2 separate regions of the Mus musculus genome follow, and region 1 is linked to region 2. A link is a loop called in an ENCODE intact Hi-C map of the cell type or tissue named here. Cell type or tissue: left cerebral cortex. All regions are shown on one strand.

The links. Peaks named below come from ENCODE experiments on the same cell type or tissue, not always from the same donor. Only the 100,000 strongest peaks of a DNase experiment are listed, where the experiment ranks them.
Region 1: it touches region 2 in a loop (9-fold over the local background); 19 of 42 quality-filtered maps call a loop at or near these places.

What each region holds. Positions count from the first base shown.
Region 1 is chr6:40,467,969-40,475,968 of GRCm38, forward strand. It overlaps Ssbp1 (single-stranded DNA binding protein 1), which reads left to right and starts at 3,447. Exons shown (of 6, transcript NM_028358.2): 1 at 3,447-3,491; 2 at 4,103-4,165; 3 at 6,697-6,757. The coding sequence starts at 4,142. In left cerebral cortex, a CTCF peak has its summit at 3,607; a DNase peak (open chromatin) is centred at 3,410; H3K4me3 peaks cover 1,734 bases; H3K27ac peaks cover 1,101 bases.
Region 2 is chr6:40,320,777-40,328,776 of GRCm38, forward strand. It overlaps Agk (acylglycerol kinase), which reads left to right and starts at 4,702. Exons shown (of 16, transcript NM_023538.2): 1 at 4,702-4,754. In left cerebral cortex, no CTCF peak of the experiment used is centred here; DNase peaks (open chromatin) are centred at 4,377 and 4,793; H3K4me3 peaks cover 1,445 bases; H3K27ac peaks cover 1,024 bases.

The DNA.
Region 1 (8,000 bases), 150 kb after region 2:
TGAAGGGGGTTTATAAAGGAAAAAAATACAAGCAATGTTTCCAAGCCTTGGCATTAGAGGAAAAGGAAAAAACACAAGCAGTGTTTCCAAGCCTTGGCATTACATGAGAGGGTAAAGGAATGCTGTCCTTCAAACCTGATACCTTTTGTTTAGACAGCGTGGCAGAACCATGCAGCTGGAAAGGGACCTTTGTGACCTGGGAGAAGTAACTTGTGCTACCAGAAGCTGGTGTAGTTTTACAACTGGCCACAGCTAGGGTTTGCTGCTTTTCCTCTGTTCCCAAGGCTGGCATTTGCTGGATCACCAAGGGGAGAGAGAATGCTAACTGCTCTGGCTCTGAGCAGGGTCAGGAGAGTGTAGGATGTGATGTGCAGGGTATCTCTTCATAGTCTACTACTATTAGAGATTCAAGCTGAGCATAGCTCCAGTGCCACAGGCTGCCATCACTTTTCACTGGGAAGGCTGTGTCCACAGGTGAACTACTTGATCAAATCAGTCAGTCTCCCTCCTCCTGCCATTCTCTCTCCTGCTCTGCCTTAGTCACTGCTCTACTGTTGGAAGGAGACAGCATGACTGAGGCCAACTCTAATTTTTTTTTTAAAGCTTTTCCTTAAGGGCTTGCTTATAGTTTTAGAGGTTAGTCCATTATCAGCACGGTGGGAAGCAGACGGCGTGGCTCTGGGAGCAGTAGCTGAGAGCTTCCCATCCTGATCTGAAGGCAGCACACTGGTAGACACTAGGCCTGGTGGAGGGTTTAAAACCTCAAAGCCCATTGCAAGTGACACACTTCCTCCAAGAAAACCACATGTATCCCAAAGAAGCTGCCACATCTCTAAATCCTTCTGATTCCTTCCAAACAGATCCACATCCCCGGTAAACATTAAACATCCAGTCTCTGGGGGCCTTCTCATTCAAAGCACTTCATGTGGTGTCTTCCCCTCCCTCTCTGCCTATGGAAAGGGTTCTGGGTTTCCCTATAATGACATTGGAGCATATTATAGATTCTTGTATCTCTAACAAAAATTTTGAGCCTTTTTTTTTCCCCCAGTGAAAATTTTTTTGGTTCCTCAACATTTTGGCTTACTTGAATTTGAATATGCCCGAAGTCATATTTCCACTCATGTTTTTGTGTTCCCCCATGAAATTTCTAGGTACACTGTAAGCTAGGCTTTTTATAACAGGCTTTTTATGTTCTAGGAGCTCATCAATGGGGATGGCATACCTTCATGGTCATTTATAATACAATATGCAAAAGAGGGAGGGAGTAACTAGTTGAGGAGAGCATTTTTAAAGTGTGTACAGGGCTGTATTTCAGATTCTGGGGATATGGACAGCTGACCGAGGTTGAAGTGTCTGTTGCACTAAGAAGGAACATTACCAGAAGCAATACCTCAGTTACAGTCTCTCCCTCACACTGTACAAGAACATATCCATTGTAATACCTTTTTTTTGTTGTTGTTGTTAAAAGGAAACCATGAAGGAGCAGGACTTGCAGCTTCTTCCAGATAACCAGCCAAGGAAGGAGAATGTGTCAGTTCCTCTCTGGGTGGACAACAGGGCTCAGTCAAGACTCCCCATTCAGGGGTTCTTTATAAAACGTTAAGGCAGGGTGCTCTCAAGTTTCAGTTGTCTATATTTTTCTTTAACCAACCTTCTCTACATTCTTCAAATAGAACAAAGGCAAAACTAACGGGATAGTGAAGAACAGAACTGGCTATACATGAGCCAATAGATGTCTGCAATGGGGAAACAGAGTTAAGATTTACTCCACAGTTCAAGTCTGGGACCACTGAAACAAAGCTTGCGAGGTGGGCGGGCGGGATTTCTCTCTGGAGGAAAAGGAGCAACTTTGTTTTTCCTTTGTCTTGCCTCCAAAGCTCATAAAGAGGAAACCATTGAACTAATGTAGCAGGTGGGATGTCTTCTTATTACTAGGGTGTGTGTGTGTGTCCCTGTCCAATTCAGTGCCTCGTTATTTCAGGAAATCAACTTTGTAAAGGTAAAAGTACAGGGAAGTAAACATCTATAAAGGCGTCACTAGTGAGCCAGACAATAATTCAGACCCCCCCCCCTCCTAAAATCAGAAAGAATGGACCTTAGGAGGCAGTGTGTCTGTTTGAATGGTTTGGAGTTCCCTTCTGTCTAACACTGGAGCCCCACTGAATCTTGTTGCCTTGGGTTCCTTAATTTGTAGGATTCATAAGTGCGTTACTTCACTAGGGCCAGGATTAGGGTAAACAACATAGGATTTAGAGGAGCAAAAGAAAGTCAGCAATCAAAAGAAAAGATGTCTCAATGCAGTATTTTGGAAATGTTAAAACTAAGAAATTTTACTATGAACATGATATTACCAAATACAAGATCAACAAGCTTAAGTTACTTGAGATTGTTTAAGACTGTCACTGAGTGCTGGATGTGATGGCACATGCCTTTAATCACAGCACTAGGGAGGTAGATGCAGCAAGGGGAATCTCTGGGAGTTAGAGACAAGCCTGGTCTGGTCTACATGAGATCCAAGTTTCAGGCCAGCCAGGGATACACAGCGAGACAGTGTCTTTTTTCTTTTCTCTTTCTCTCTCTCTCTCTCTCTCTCTCTCTCTCTCTCTCTCTCTCTCTTTCTTTCTTTTAAGCTTTTCCATCTAGAATAACTGCCAAAGATGTAGAATTGAAACACAAAATGAAAAAAAAAAATCTAAAAAATACTGATCAGTTTCTTTCTATAAAAGTAAAATCTTAATTACACTTTGCTTTAAAATAAAGCAACGTTTTGACTTTTAACACTTCTTCAAAATGTTTTGGAATTTCATAAACTTTTAATGTTTTAGGGAAAACATATATACAAATACATAATATAAGGGCGCATTTCTCTTGTGCCTTAGGCACAGTTTGGGACCGGTACTTAATAAAGATGTTAAAAATTTTGCTCCTCACGTGTTTCTTGAATTTTTTGACTTAACATGTTAACATATCTAGATCACCGAGGTTTTGACAGCAATTAATTCTTCAGTCTTACTGCATTAGGAGACTTGTGTCGGTTTTAGTTCCTCCAGGGGCTCAAATATGTTTTATTTCACCTACCTCACTCCCTTTCCCAGGCTGGGAACATCAAATAATTTCAATTTAGGGCTGGGAATAGAGTTCTGGCCAGAGTTTGGTTAGCCAGTGCGGGGCCACTACCGGAGCGAGGGTGGAGATCAGGAAAAACAAAACAAAACAAAAAACCCCAACAACCAAACTAAACCAAACCAAACAACAAAAAAACAAAACCAAAATCGTAAAACTACCCACAGGTGGCATCGTTGATCCGCCCACTTCCGCCTGGACAGAAGTTCCTGGCACTTCTAAATTGAGGGGTCGTGTTTCCGGCGACATCAGCCGGCGGCATTTCAACGACGCACTTCAGAGATTTCCTGTCTTTCCTTGCATCTCGCGAGCTTTGCGGGCTCCGTGCGCCGGAAGCGAGCCGCTGGCGGTCGGGCTCTGCGTGTCCGGTGAGGGAGGGGAGAAGGCTGGCACGAAGTTGTGTTTCCCGAGTGCACGGGCGCGTGCGGGGCTCGGGAGGAGTTGTGCGGCTCCTCGCTGGAGTCCGAGTGTCCCCCGCCGTTCCCTGTGCTGCTCGCGAGCGCCACTTTGGGGGAAGAGCAGCCTCTTGCCCCCGCGGCGAGGCTGGGGAGCCGGGCTTACTCAGCGCTAACGGGGACGAAGGCACTGATTTGCGTCCTTTCGGAGTAGCGTTTACTGTGCCCGCACTGTTTGTAGAGACAGTTTTAGGGGTCTAGAATAACAGAACAAGTTGGAAAAAAAAATGTCCGAGACAACTTCTATTGTAAAGAAATCTAGCAGACAATGGATTGCAAGTGAGAACAGGTTTTTCCCCTCTTTTCTGCTGGTTGAGACCCAGAACCACAGAGTTTCTTTTGTCTCGCTCAGTTTTTGTTTTCAAAAAGAAAGGAACTCCCCACACGTGCAAAAAATGCGGTTGCAAATTGGGTGCACGAGAAGCTGGACGCGCTTAGGATTTAGGACTAGAGAGCATGTGTGTTCTTGATGGATACTGTAGTTTCTTGATTTATCATTTTTCTCTTTTCTTTCTTTCCTTTAGGAAAAGCCTAAAGATTAGGTTGTAAGAAAAACAGAAGCCATGTTTCGAAGACCTGTGTTACAGGTAGTCACTTTTCTACATTAGTGAGTGCTCCAACCGTGTTTCCATAGTCTATAGCCATGTTTTGTTTTGTTGCTTTTCGATTTTGCATACATAAGCACGAGATTCTTACGCCTATCCAGCGTGTTCTATGTGTTTATTTGATGTGGGAGATTCAGAAGGGATTTTGTGTGTGTGTGTGTTTATGTGTGTGTGAAGCTCATAATGTTTACTGAATCAAAAATGATTTTTAAAGTGTATTCGCATATGTAGTACACCTCATGAATTTAATTTAGTAAATATTTGTTACCAGTGCTTAGATCAGAGTATTCATTTAATTATGTAAGTTATTATTATCATTTTTGTTTTGCTGTTTTTGAGACAGCCACTCATAGTTAAGACTATCTTGAGACTCACTGTTAGGCTGAGATGACCAAGAACCTTCCTCCTCCTGCTTCTACTTTGTCACCGATGGTATTTCAGGCCTGCCCCATCGCACCTGATTTCTTCTAACCTTGTCCCATATGGCTCTGGTCTTTTATGACCTTCTGGCCCCTCTCCTCCCCACTCCCATCTTGCTATCCAGAGAGCAGAGCTCACTTCTTGCCACAAATTCATGACCATTCTGCAATCTAGTCGGGTGTCCTCTACTCTAGCCAGCCTTAAGCAGGCCTTAATTACCATTTTTCCTCAGTGTGGCACGTGGGTACCAAGTCTTGTAAATTCTCCTAATGTAAAATCTATTACTTTTCTTCTCCTCTTAAGACTAATGAGTCAAATTCGTTATAAAAGTCTGTTGTCTTCCCCATCCTACTCTTAAGTTGGTCTATCCTTAGCTCCTTACTGTAATCCACACATACTCTGAGCCTTTTAAAATTGAAGTTATACTATAGTATCTTTTTAAACCAAATGGGAAGTAAGTTTGCATTTTGAGGGTATTGAAATAATCCTCTCCCTATTTCTTCTTTTCTACTAGATTATGTGTATGTTCCTAAGATGAGGCATATTGTTATTTTATAACATTTAATGAACACTGGCTCTTCTGAATCTGTCACATTAGTATTTTCTGTGATCGTGACAAAGGAACTGAGTAGCATTTTGGTCCTGTATCGTGTAACATCTTATTCTTATATTTATTCTTAGTGATAGTATATAGCTAAAATCACTCCAGGAAAAGGTGTTCATTTGAGTGGTATGGAGAGAGAAGGCCGGTATTAAAAGACCAGGGAAGGAAAGAGGTCCCAATTGGAATTTTTAAAAAGCTAGGTTTAGAAATCATAATGTGGTAACCTGTCACCTCAGAGTTGTAGCCTGTCTCTGCCTTCATTTGCATGGAGAAGTTGCATAACTGGAAATTACGAACACAGCAGCTCTCACGGACCAGTTGAAATGACCCTTCTTATATGGTAGAATGTCCTTGAAAGTGAGTGTGAGAAGTTCTAACTCTCTAACTCACTAACAGTGAGAGTGACAGACAAAAACAGCATCACCCTCAGCCACTGCCTGAAGCCTGCAGTGCCCGCAGGTCCTAAAAGAATTCTTTGGCCTGCCTGCCAGTCCCTTTTTTTTTCCCGTGTGGGGGATCCCTGCCTGCTATATTAACAATGCTGCCACGTGCGAAATGTTTCTCTCTTAGAACATGTCTAGCTCTCTGAACTCTCTTGTGTGTAGTGATGTAGACTCTTCTTACCTGCGTGGTAACCATAGAACAGAATGCCTGTAAGACAGCAGAGGGCAAATTGGAAAAACAAGCTTGGTGCCACACAGCCCGGAGTTGTAAGGCATAAATCACCACTGAATTCCTAGTTTCCTGGACAAGTGGTGACTCTCTGGGCTTAACTTTCCTTGGAACTATGGTAAGGGTAATTTGACTTTGTGTCTACAAAAGTTAAGGATTAAATGGTAAAAGTGTAATTTGTTTAGTGTGTTAAGAGCTGCATTCTTCTTCACTAATTATGATTTCATTGCCATACCTTTGAACCATATTATTTGTACTCCTTTTCTGTGATCTCCTCAAGGAATGAGGTTTCCACTGCGCCAAGCTCACTAAGAAGCTGCTGACCTTCTGTAGCAGCCTCACGAAATCAGTGCTCTTCATTGTCAGTGCTCACTCTTAGATGGAACATTCTAGGCCAAACATTTGAGATGTCCATTTCCTTATGGTTTTTGAACAACCAATCAGAAAAAAAATGTATTATAGACCTTGTAAGATTTTATCCATAGTGCTTATTTCAATGTGAAAAAGATATACAACAAATGTAATGGATATTTGCTACTGTTTAACTAGTTTTCTTATTGCCTACAATTTAGAATGATGCTTAATATACAGTATGTTTAAATATCATACCACTCAATTGCTTTTTATGTTTACTCAGTTGCTCTATAAAGCACTGATTGCTTTCTAGTCTACTTTCTACTCTGTTCTCCTTTGCTGTCCTTTTCTGGAACTTGTAGGAACTGTTGATTAAATGGTGAATAAATATGAGTAGGTCTTCTATTGGCATTTCTCTTTTCTAAAAAGTTTAAAACCATATTACGTGTTTGTTCTCCTTTAGGTATTTCGTCAGTTTGTAAGACATGAGTCTGAAGTAGCCAGCAGTTTGGTTCTTGAACGATGTAAGTACCAGAGTCTGAGTTTACAATGTTATTTACAGTGCTTTGCTAATACTCTCAAAGTACTATAATCTGGTGGACTGTGTTCAGCCATGGGTTGCAGGATATTTGATCACACTGTGAACCCTGAGATTGTGTTATTTACTGATACAAACAAACAAACACCCAAACTGTTTCTAGTTTCAATGTGGCTCAGCCTTAGCACATACCTTTAATCTCTCTAGGTGAAATACAGAGCTGCCCTTTAATCCCAAACAATGAAGGTAAAATTTGTTTGTAGAAGGAAGCACCCATATTTGAAAGTGATGTCTAATTGACTAGCAGACAAAGTGAATCAGAAAGATTTGACAGAATAGGATATGGCCAACTCTCATGAGAACAGAAAGGGAAGGTGCCTGAGGGTCAATGCAGAGAGAGGAGGCAGTTTTACTGGGGTGGTTATAGAGAGACAGGTTGTGAGGACAGAAGGAGCCAGAAGATTAGAGCATATTGCTAAAGTTAGTATGAGGCCAACCAGAGCAATTCAGTGAGAGGCCAAGAGAAGCCAGGTTGAATCAGTCAGCTTGGAGAGGAATTTGAGCTATAACAGCAGAGTTTACCAGCTGGCCAGAGTTCAGAAAGACTAAGAGTGAGCTTATTCAGCAGCAAGTTTCAGAGGTTGAAAACATTGTAGAACTAAGATTGTACAAGGCTAGAAGCTTCCAGGAGGAGGCCTAGGTTAGCATACAGCAAGCCTTGGAGACAACACTTTCTTCGGGCAAATAAAAAGTAATCCTTGGAGACAACAGTTACTTCAAGCAAATAAAAGATACTTTCACAGTATGCAACCCATCCTACATTTGGTTTATTTTACCCTGCACCTCTAGCTGTGAAAACTTAGTGTAAATAGAGCTTATAGTGTGGATATCACCCCCTCCTGCCCCACTGTCTGATGAGTTCTTCAAGAGTGTGTTATACAGGGTTCAAAGAAGACTCACAGAAATACTTCTTTTTGTAATAGAGATTTTCTTAAACCTAAGATTTGCTTTTTTAGCTCAAGATAAAGAGCATAAAGTTTGTTCTGTGGGGCTGCTTTCTGCTTTCTGCTTTCTTATCCTTTCTCCCCTACAGACTTTTCCTTTATTTGTTGATCTTGAGCTTGAGTTTTTCATAATGCAGAGATTACTGCTGAAGCAGTATTTGCAGTTGTTCATTCCCTGGACATGTCTGTCAGTTTCAGGTGTGGGTTTATCCTGTATAACTACCC
Region 2 (8,000 bases):
ATTATTTTTAAGGCTTTTTAAAACTATCATTTTCTGATCAAAGTTCACTGTCCCCATTTTCAGGACTCCCCCTCGCCCCCAATCCTAAAGCATGTTCTTTGCCTTCTCCTTGGATCATCCCACAGGTCTCGGGGGTTTCAAGCCTCCAGTCAAGCAGTTGCACAGACTCATTTCCACAAATGAACAGGTTAGATAGTTGGAAAAGAAATTCCGAAAGTAATTCACCGACTCCCTCAGCAGTAAACTATTTTAGAACACTAAGGGATTGTTTTAAAGCATGATGTTCTCCCATCTTCTAATGGACAAATGGAGAGAGTGGTTGGAAGTTCACACTATTCCCAGGGAGAGTGGTGGGAAAGTCACACTGTCCCAGTGAAAAGTAGGACAGAGTATGGTTTACTGCACTTAACCTCATCAGATGTTTTTGTTGTTCTTCAAGCATTCATCTGGAGTCTAAGTTATAAACAAATGAAATGGGACTTGTGAAGGTAGATTGCAAGCCCTGTGGGGGTGGGCACCATGGAGGGCACTAAACTTGAAGCCAGCCTCAGACCTTTCCATGCGGCCCATCACACGCCTCTCAGCAGATGCTGAGTGACAGAATGATGGAAGAAAGAAGAGAGAAAGTTGTGTTGCTTGGCTTGATCCCCCTCCATCATGAGGGTTGCTGAATTTAAACTATCTGGAGGTCTGCATCAGCACAGTGTTCGTGTAGCTCTCTTGTTACTACGAGTCCACTGACTGCACTAGAGATATCTGTAAAATGTAAACCAGACCCAACAATTCTGCTGACAGAATCCTATTCTACTGAGTGGTGTGTCCAAAAAAGCTTTCCCATGCAGGAAAGGGGCTTAATTTCTCTGTCCTTGAGGAAGAGTTGAGGAAGACCTCTCCACTCCCAAAAAGGAAAGAAGGAAAGAAAGAAAGAAAGAGATTAACATGAGAAAACAAGCATAATTATTAATATGTGACCATCAGGAGGAAGCTCAAATTGGTGACTTAGAACTCTGTCTTAGATGGCACTCCAAACAAAGAACAATAACATTTAAGCAGGTGACAGAAGTGAGGGGTGAAGGATTTTGATTTTATATTGACAGCAATGTAGGTGGAGTTAAATACATTGGCAGATAAAGACCGTTTTGATAAATAAATCATGCAAATGCTGATGTGGGCCCACAGCTGTCCTCAGTGGTTAGCCTTTGTTGTCTGTGGACTAGAGTTGTATGGAAAAAAGGTACACTGCTATTCAAGAGTCTGCAGACCAGTAGACTGATTAGAACTTCATGACAGTGGGGAGATGGAATGTCACAGATGGATAGCCAAATTTCTTCTCTCTTGCCTGTAGTAGCTATTTACCACCAAACTCTCTACCTAACCCATCTTTGTGACTACTAGTTAAAACTTTAGGAATGATATAACTGTAAACTTCCACCAACCCAAATCTAAGAAGGTCATCCATCACATGGCATCTGAAACCTATGGAAGAGATTTCTCTGTGGTGCTGTTTCCTGCCTACTTGACATCTTAAATGGTGTACTGGCTAGTTTTCTGTCAATTTGACACAGCTGGAGTTATCACAGAGAAAGGAGCTTCGGTTGAGGAAATGCCTCCATGAGATCTAACTGTAAGGCATTTTTCTCAATTAGTGATCAAGGGGGAAAGGCCCCTTGTGGGTGGGACCATCCCTGGGCTGGTAGTCTTGGGTTCTATAAGAGAGCAGGCTGAGCAAGCCAATAAAGAACATTCCTCCATGGCCTCTGCATCAGCTCCTGCTTCCTAACCTGCTTGAGTTCCAGTCCTGACTTCCTTTGGTGATGAACAGCAGTATGGAAGTGTAAGCTGAATAAACCCTTGCCTCTCCAACTTGCTTCTTGGTCATGATGTTTGTGCAGGAATAGAAACCCTGACTAAGACAAATTGGTAACCAGCAGAGTGGAATATTCCTGTGACAACCTAACCATGTTTTGGGGAGGACTGTGGAAGGACTTTGGAACTTTGGGCCAGAAGATCCATTTGCTGTTAAAAACTCTGTGAGATATTGTGTAGGAGCTTGGAAGATAATGTTGAGAGCAGTGCAGAAAATGGAGGCCTGGCTTGTGAAATTTCAGAGGGAAAATTAAAGACTCTTTTCAGGGCCATTGCTGTTTTGATTGTGAAGATTCTGTAGTTCTGGTTAGCTGGGGCTGAAGAATCAGCTGTGATTAACAATATACCAGAACAACTAAAGCAAAAACTTTGCATTTCTGGGACTATTGATGCTGGTTAGCTGGAGCTAAGAAATTAGCAGTGATTAAGAAGAGACCAGCATCATTGAGGTGACATCTTCTGGGAAGTGTTTTTGAGAGCACAGAGGCTGTATTCCAGAGATGGCCAAGGTTGTACCTTGTGCTGTGGCTGGACTTGGTAATGTGTAAGATTCACCCAGGTGGTACTGGTTTTGAAGGCATGAAGAGGTCATGCAGAGCAGCTGAGGCTCAGCACAGTGAGAGGCCATGGAAGGCCATTGGTGAAGGTGCAGCCTCAGCTGCAATTGATTTTCCAGGACAGAAGGGGTCATGTAAAGGAGTTGAGGCTTGGCACCATGAAGAGAGCCTATGAGAGGCTGTTGGTGAAGCATAGTTACAGCGAAAGACTACAGTGTTTGGAGATGCCAGTACCATGAGATGACCACCAAGAACAGCAGCAACAGTGGAGTACAGGCAGCTGGAGCCTAGAAGACAAAATGAGTGCTACAAAGGACAGGGCTGGAGAAGTGACCCAAGCCCTTGGAGGAGCCCAGAAGATTGTGAGTTTGATCCCAGACATTGGACAGTTGGAGTTTAATTTTTGCTTTTGATTGTGACTGTGCCCTGATGTTTTTCCCTCTTGAAGTAAGAAACTATTTTTAGTGGAGCCCACAGTTAAGAGACTTTTAATTGTAAAAAGGCTTTGGGTTTTAAAAGAGATGGATATTTTAAGAATATGTAGAGACTGTGGGACTTTTAAAGTTATTTAGATCTTGGGGATGAATAAGAATGTAAGGGTTGAGGCTTACTAGTGATGTGTTTGTGTGTCAAGTTGACAAGGGGTCAATTGTACTGGCTAGTTTTGTGTCAACTTGACACAGTTGGAATTATCACAGAGAAAGGAGCTTCAGTTGGGGAAATGCCTCCATGAGATTTTTCTCAACTAGTGATCAAGGGGGAAAGGCCCCTTGTGGGTGGGACCATCACTGGGCTGGTAGTCTTGGGTTCTATAAGAGAGCAGGCTGAGCAAGCCAGGGGAAGCAAACCAGTAAGGAACATCTCTCCATGGCTTCTGCATCAGCACCTGCTTTCTAACCTGTCTGAGTTCCAGTCCTGACTTCCTTTGATGATGAACAGCAATATGGAAGTGTAAGCTGAATAAACCCTTTCCTCCCCAACTGCTTCTTGGTCATGTTTGTTCGGGAATAGAAACCCTGACTAAGACAAATGGGCTCATGGCTTTATTTTATTTTCTGATTCATAAGTGTCCAACTAACCTATTCTACGGTGGAACGTGTCATTCAGGGCAACTTGAATCTGTGTTCCAAAACCATTGCCATTCATACTTGGCTCAGAATACATTTATTTCCTGTTTCCTAGGGAGACAGCAGTGAAGAAATGTCTATTTTCTCCAGATAGTGACAGGAACAGACCCCGAAGAAATGATTCCACTAAAGTCTAGATTTGTGGATCCATGAATTTGATTGGGGTAGTGAGGAATTACCTATAGGAACATGAGCAACTTAGAGGAGGCAATACCAGTGAAGAAGTTCCCTCAACACTCCTCAGCCCCTCTGGCCCAGTAACCTTTAATTGCTTGTACATCTTGTGGAAGATGGGAGTCCCTAGAGATCAAATATTAGTGGATCCAGTCTTGGGACATCTCAGGCGAGTTCCCATTTGAAGATGTTCCTACTGAAAAACTGTTCCCATTTAAGACAGCAATGTTGTGCCCTCAGGGCAGACTTCTAAGAGTCCTCTTTGCAGCAAAATCTGTTTTATTTTGTTGACATCTTCCTCGCAGTGAAAGGTGGCAAGATAAAAAGTTTTTGTAACTGCCTTGGTGTAAGGCAGCTAACAGGAAGCTTCTCTGCACCTGCCCTTCATCTTCAGCCCAGCGATCTTTATATTTTAACAAGACACATTTTTCTGTTGTCCAACACCCCTGTGGGCTCTCCTGCTGCATGGCTCCCTTTTCTCATAGCTCTTTCTGCCTCCAGCACACAGGCCTAAGGGTTCTGTGATTTTGTGCCTGATTTCCCCAGCCTCAGCCCCACTCCCACCCCACCCTGCTCTTCCGTGCATCCAGACCTGATCATCATCTTCCTGCTCTCTGGAGCTCAAACTTCCGCTCGTTAATTTAACACAGTGCCTCCTCATCTCCCGCCCTGTCGCTGGGTTTTGTTTTATTTTGTTTCATTTACCACTATGCCTTAGCCATTTAATTACTTTCTGATTTAGTTCCAAATCGTAAAACTGTTCTTATTATGTATTGTGAACTTTCCAGAAACGACTGGCTGGCGACAGATGGATAGATGAAAGATTGAATGAACAAGTAATGTGAGAGAAAGGGAAGGGAGGGCGGTGGCTGCTGCGAGCCCATCCCTAGGTCACGGGAGGGCTCGCCCCCGCCTGGCTCGCGCTGCTCCGCGTCGGAACCCGAGAGCAGAGGGAGCGGTTTCCCTGAAAAGAGAGGGAGAGTTTTGTGAGAGCACACAGGAAAGGCCGGGCGCTGAGCGGCGGGCAGCGGTGAGTTCGGGGAGCAAGCTAGGGCCGCGGGATGTGTGTTGTCAGGGTGTGGAGCGCAGCCGCTGGTGGCTGCGTTGAGCAGAGCGTCCGGGGAACCCGCCTGGCGTCCGGGGATCGGCCACGCGGTTGCTGACTGCGGTGGGGCGGGAGGAGGGGAGATTGGGCCGGGCCAGCATGGCGTGCACGCCCGTTGTCCCTGCGAGTCAGGTGTGCCGGTTCGAGTCCCAGAGCCGTCCCTAACCTGTGAACCCCTCAGCTACTTCCCACCTTGGGCTGTGGGGTACTCCGGAACAAAAAAACGGGGCCAGTAATATTTGAACCCTAAAGGGTGGGTCGGTTCATTCGTTCTATTTATTAGGTTCTGCAGATGTGGATGACTAGAATCTGTTCTAAAAAGCTCTTTAGTGAGAAAACCCCTACTTTTCTTGTCAGAAGAGGGTCAGAATTTGAGAGTTTTTGGGTTTGGGGAAAGCCTGTTTGGAAGGCAAAGATATGTTAATTTAGGCATAAAATTTGAGATTTTTAACTGACATTAGTGAGAATGAAAATTTTGGCTACTGAGAAGGGAATATACACTGAATGTATTACAGATTGTGAAGACAAATACAGATTTTATTCACAACTGCTTCACTGCAAAAATTAATGGTGTTTCCCTTTTTCTCTAGGGAAAATGTTAATTGACTTATCCAGGGTCTCACCATCTGTAAACGACAAAGCTAGGATTTCGTTAAGCACCTTGGCCAGTCCTCTTTGCACACTAGGCTGCCTGCATATTTCCCTCATCTTTTAATAATATAGAAAGCATTTAAGACAGGGTGGGCGTGGCTTTTTAAAAAGACAGTCCACTCAGAGTGTTGTCGACTGTCCGATATTCGTTCCATGCCCCTCTCTACTTGGGTGATGTTCCAGCCTTCCAGCAGGTGGAACAGTCTAGAGTCTCCTTAACTGCACACTGTTTCCCCACAAACCTACAATGTAAATCCAAAGCCTTGAAATCACTTAACAATCCGTTGCCCAAGCACAAAACCTGGCTCCGTTTCCTCGTCCTTCACCTCTTGCAATCAGTTGATCATCAAGCCCTGCCCATTTCTATTTCATAAAGACCTCCAAATCATTTGTTGACTCTTGTCTAGAATTTGTGGCAGTCACCCCTCGAATGGCTCCTTTTAGATTTACTTTCAGGTTCTGGCAGTCTGTTTTATATTCTGCACCTCAAATGTGATTGTTATTCATCTGCTAAAAAAAAAAAATCTCAAGTTTTAAACATAATATTGTTTTAAACATAATATCCAAAGACCTTAGTGCGGATTCAAAGCCTTTTCAAATCTTCCCCCTCCCCATGACCCCATCGTTCATCTTAAAACATTGATTTTTAATGTCTGGTGTGTTTGCAACCTCCATTGCAATTATGTTAGTAACTGCTAACTAAAAATCATATGACTACTCAGTTCAGGAACAAAGTAGGCTTTTGGGGAAGGAAGATGATGACCAAGAATATATATTTACAACAAATTTTGTGCATTTTAAATAAGGTTTAATAAAGACAGTAAGGGCTGGGAGTCACTGTTGTAGATGCTATCCTGTATGTATAATATCGATGGTGTTTAGGGCATGGTCATCCCCAAGTCGTACATTGGCAGTTGGGGAAACAGTAGAAGCAGGAAGTTGTTGCTAACCTGAAGCAGACTTCCTGTATAAGGCTCTTGTGTTAGAGCTACCTGTCAGATGCTTGTAGGAAAAGAAATAGTACTTTTATTTCTTAAGATGAAGGGACACAGAAGAACCCAAACAAACAGACCTTGCTGGTCTTTTAAGTCATAGCACCTTGTTCAGTCATGTTTCTGTAGAACTTACTGCTTTTCATCAAATTGACCACACACACAGGGATTTATTTCTGAAGGTTCTGTGTCATGAAAGCTCACATTGAATAGATGTATATGCTTTTTCCTTGTTAATATGTCTTTTGTTATAAGATTCTTAGTTTTAGTAATGGTTGAGAAGAGAAATTACTTCAGTCTACTACTTACCTGTGTTTTTCAAATCACACACACACACACACACACACACACACTGCCTTTGTATACTTATTAGTTCAGGTCGTTATAACTGGGATAGCTTAAATAACAAAGATTACTTTTTACAATGTGCAAACTGGAAGTATGAACCCACAATGGTTGTTGGCACTGGGCATGGTACCCTCTTCCTAGTTTGCAAATGGCTGTCTCATTGCTGTGTTTTCAGATGGTTTGGAGGTGGAAGGGATGTGAGGCTGTCTTCTTAGAGGGGTACTAGTCCATTCATGAGGACAGCATCCTTAGGACCCCATTATTTCTACATCCTAATACCATTTCAGTGGGAATAGGTATTCAGGCCATAGCATATACCTAACTCCTTTACTCTGACTTCTGACCTGCAGGACTCTGGCTCCTTCAGCTCCATCCCAGTTAGGCCTGTTTTTCTGAACTCAGGGTAGATCCTGTTCTCATTCCCCAACATGTATCTTATGGTGTTGCAGCTTTGCCTGTATGGTTGTATTGCAGTTAGGGATTTAAGATTTCTGAGCATTTGAGAGTGGGACTTACTCTTCTCTGCCCTAGCCCTTAACATAGAGTAGGTATTCATTAAAGGCCTCTTGAATGAATAAGTGATTAGGATCAGATGAGAGAGGTCAATTATGTGGACCTTTGGGAATTTTCTTTTTCTTTTTCTTTTGTATCAGCCTAGATGGCTTCATTGATGTTTGCAGTGTGGCTTTTTCTTCCTAGGAGAGGGATTTTAACCAAGGGAAGTTACAGAGAGAAATAATTTTTATCTGTTTAGATAATAATATATATATATATATATATATATATATATATATATATATATATAGTGAGAGGGAGAGAGAGTGCGCACAATTGTAAGATGTCATTTAGCACCCTACAACTTAGAGGATATTATGTAAAAGTTCTGCTTTTATTTATTGGTATTTTGGTTGGTTGTCTTCTTTGAATGTAATTGGGATAACACTAGTTTTAAATGCCTTTTACTCTGCTAATTTTATTTAACATTGTATTTGGTTGTTTTTTTCTATATCTATGAAAATTCTCAATTAAAAAATGAATTGCTACATGTCTCACTCACTTAATATATGTTTTTGGGATAGCTATTATGTGCCAGATCTTACTTGATGTATGGGTTCTAGTAGTGACCACAGTTCTGCATTCAGTGGACCTTACTCTAGTCAGAGAAGCTAAGTAACATATT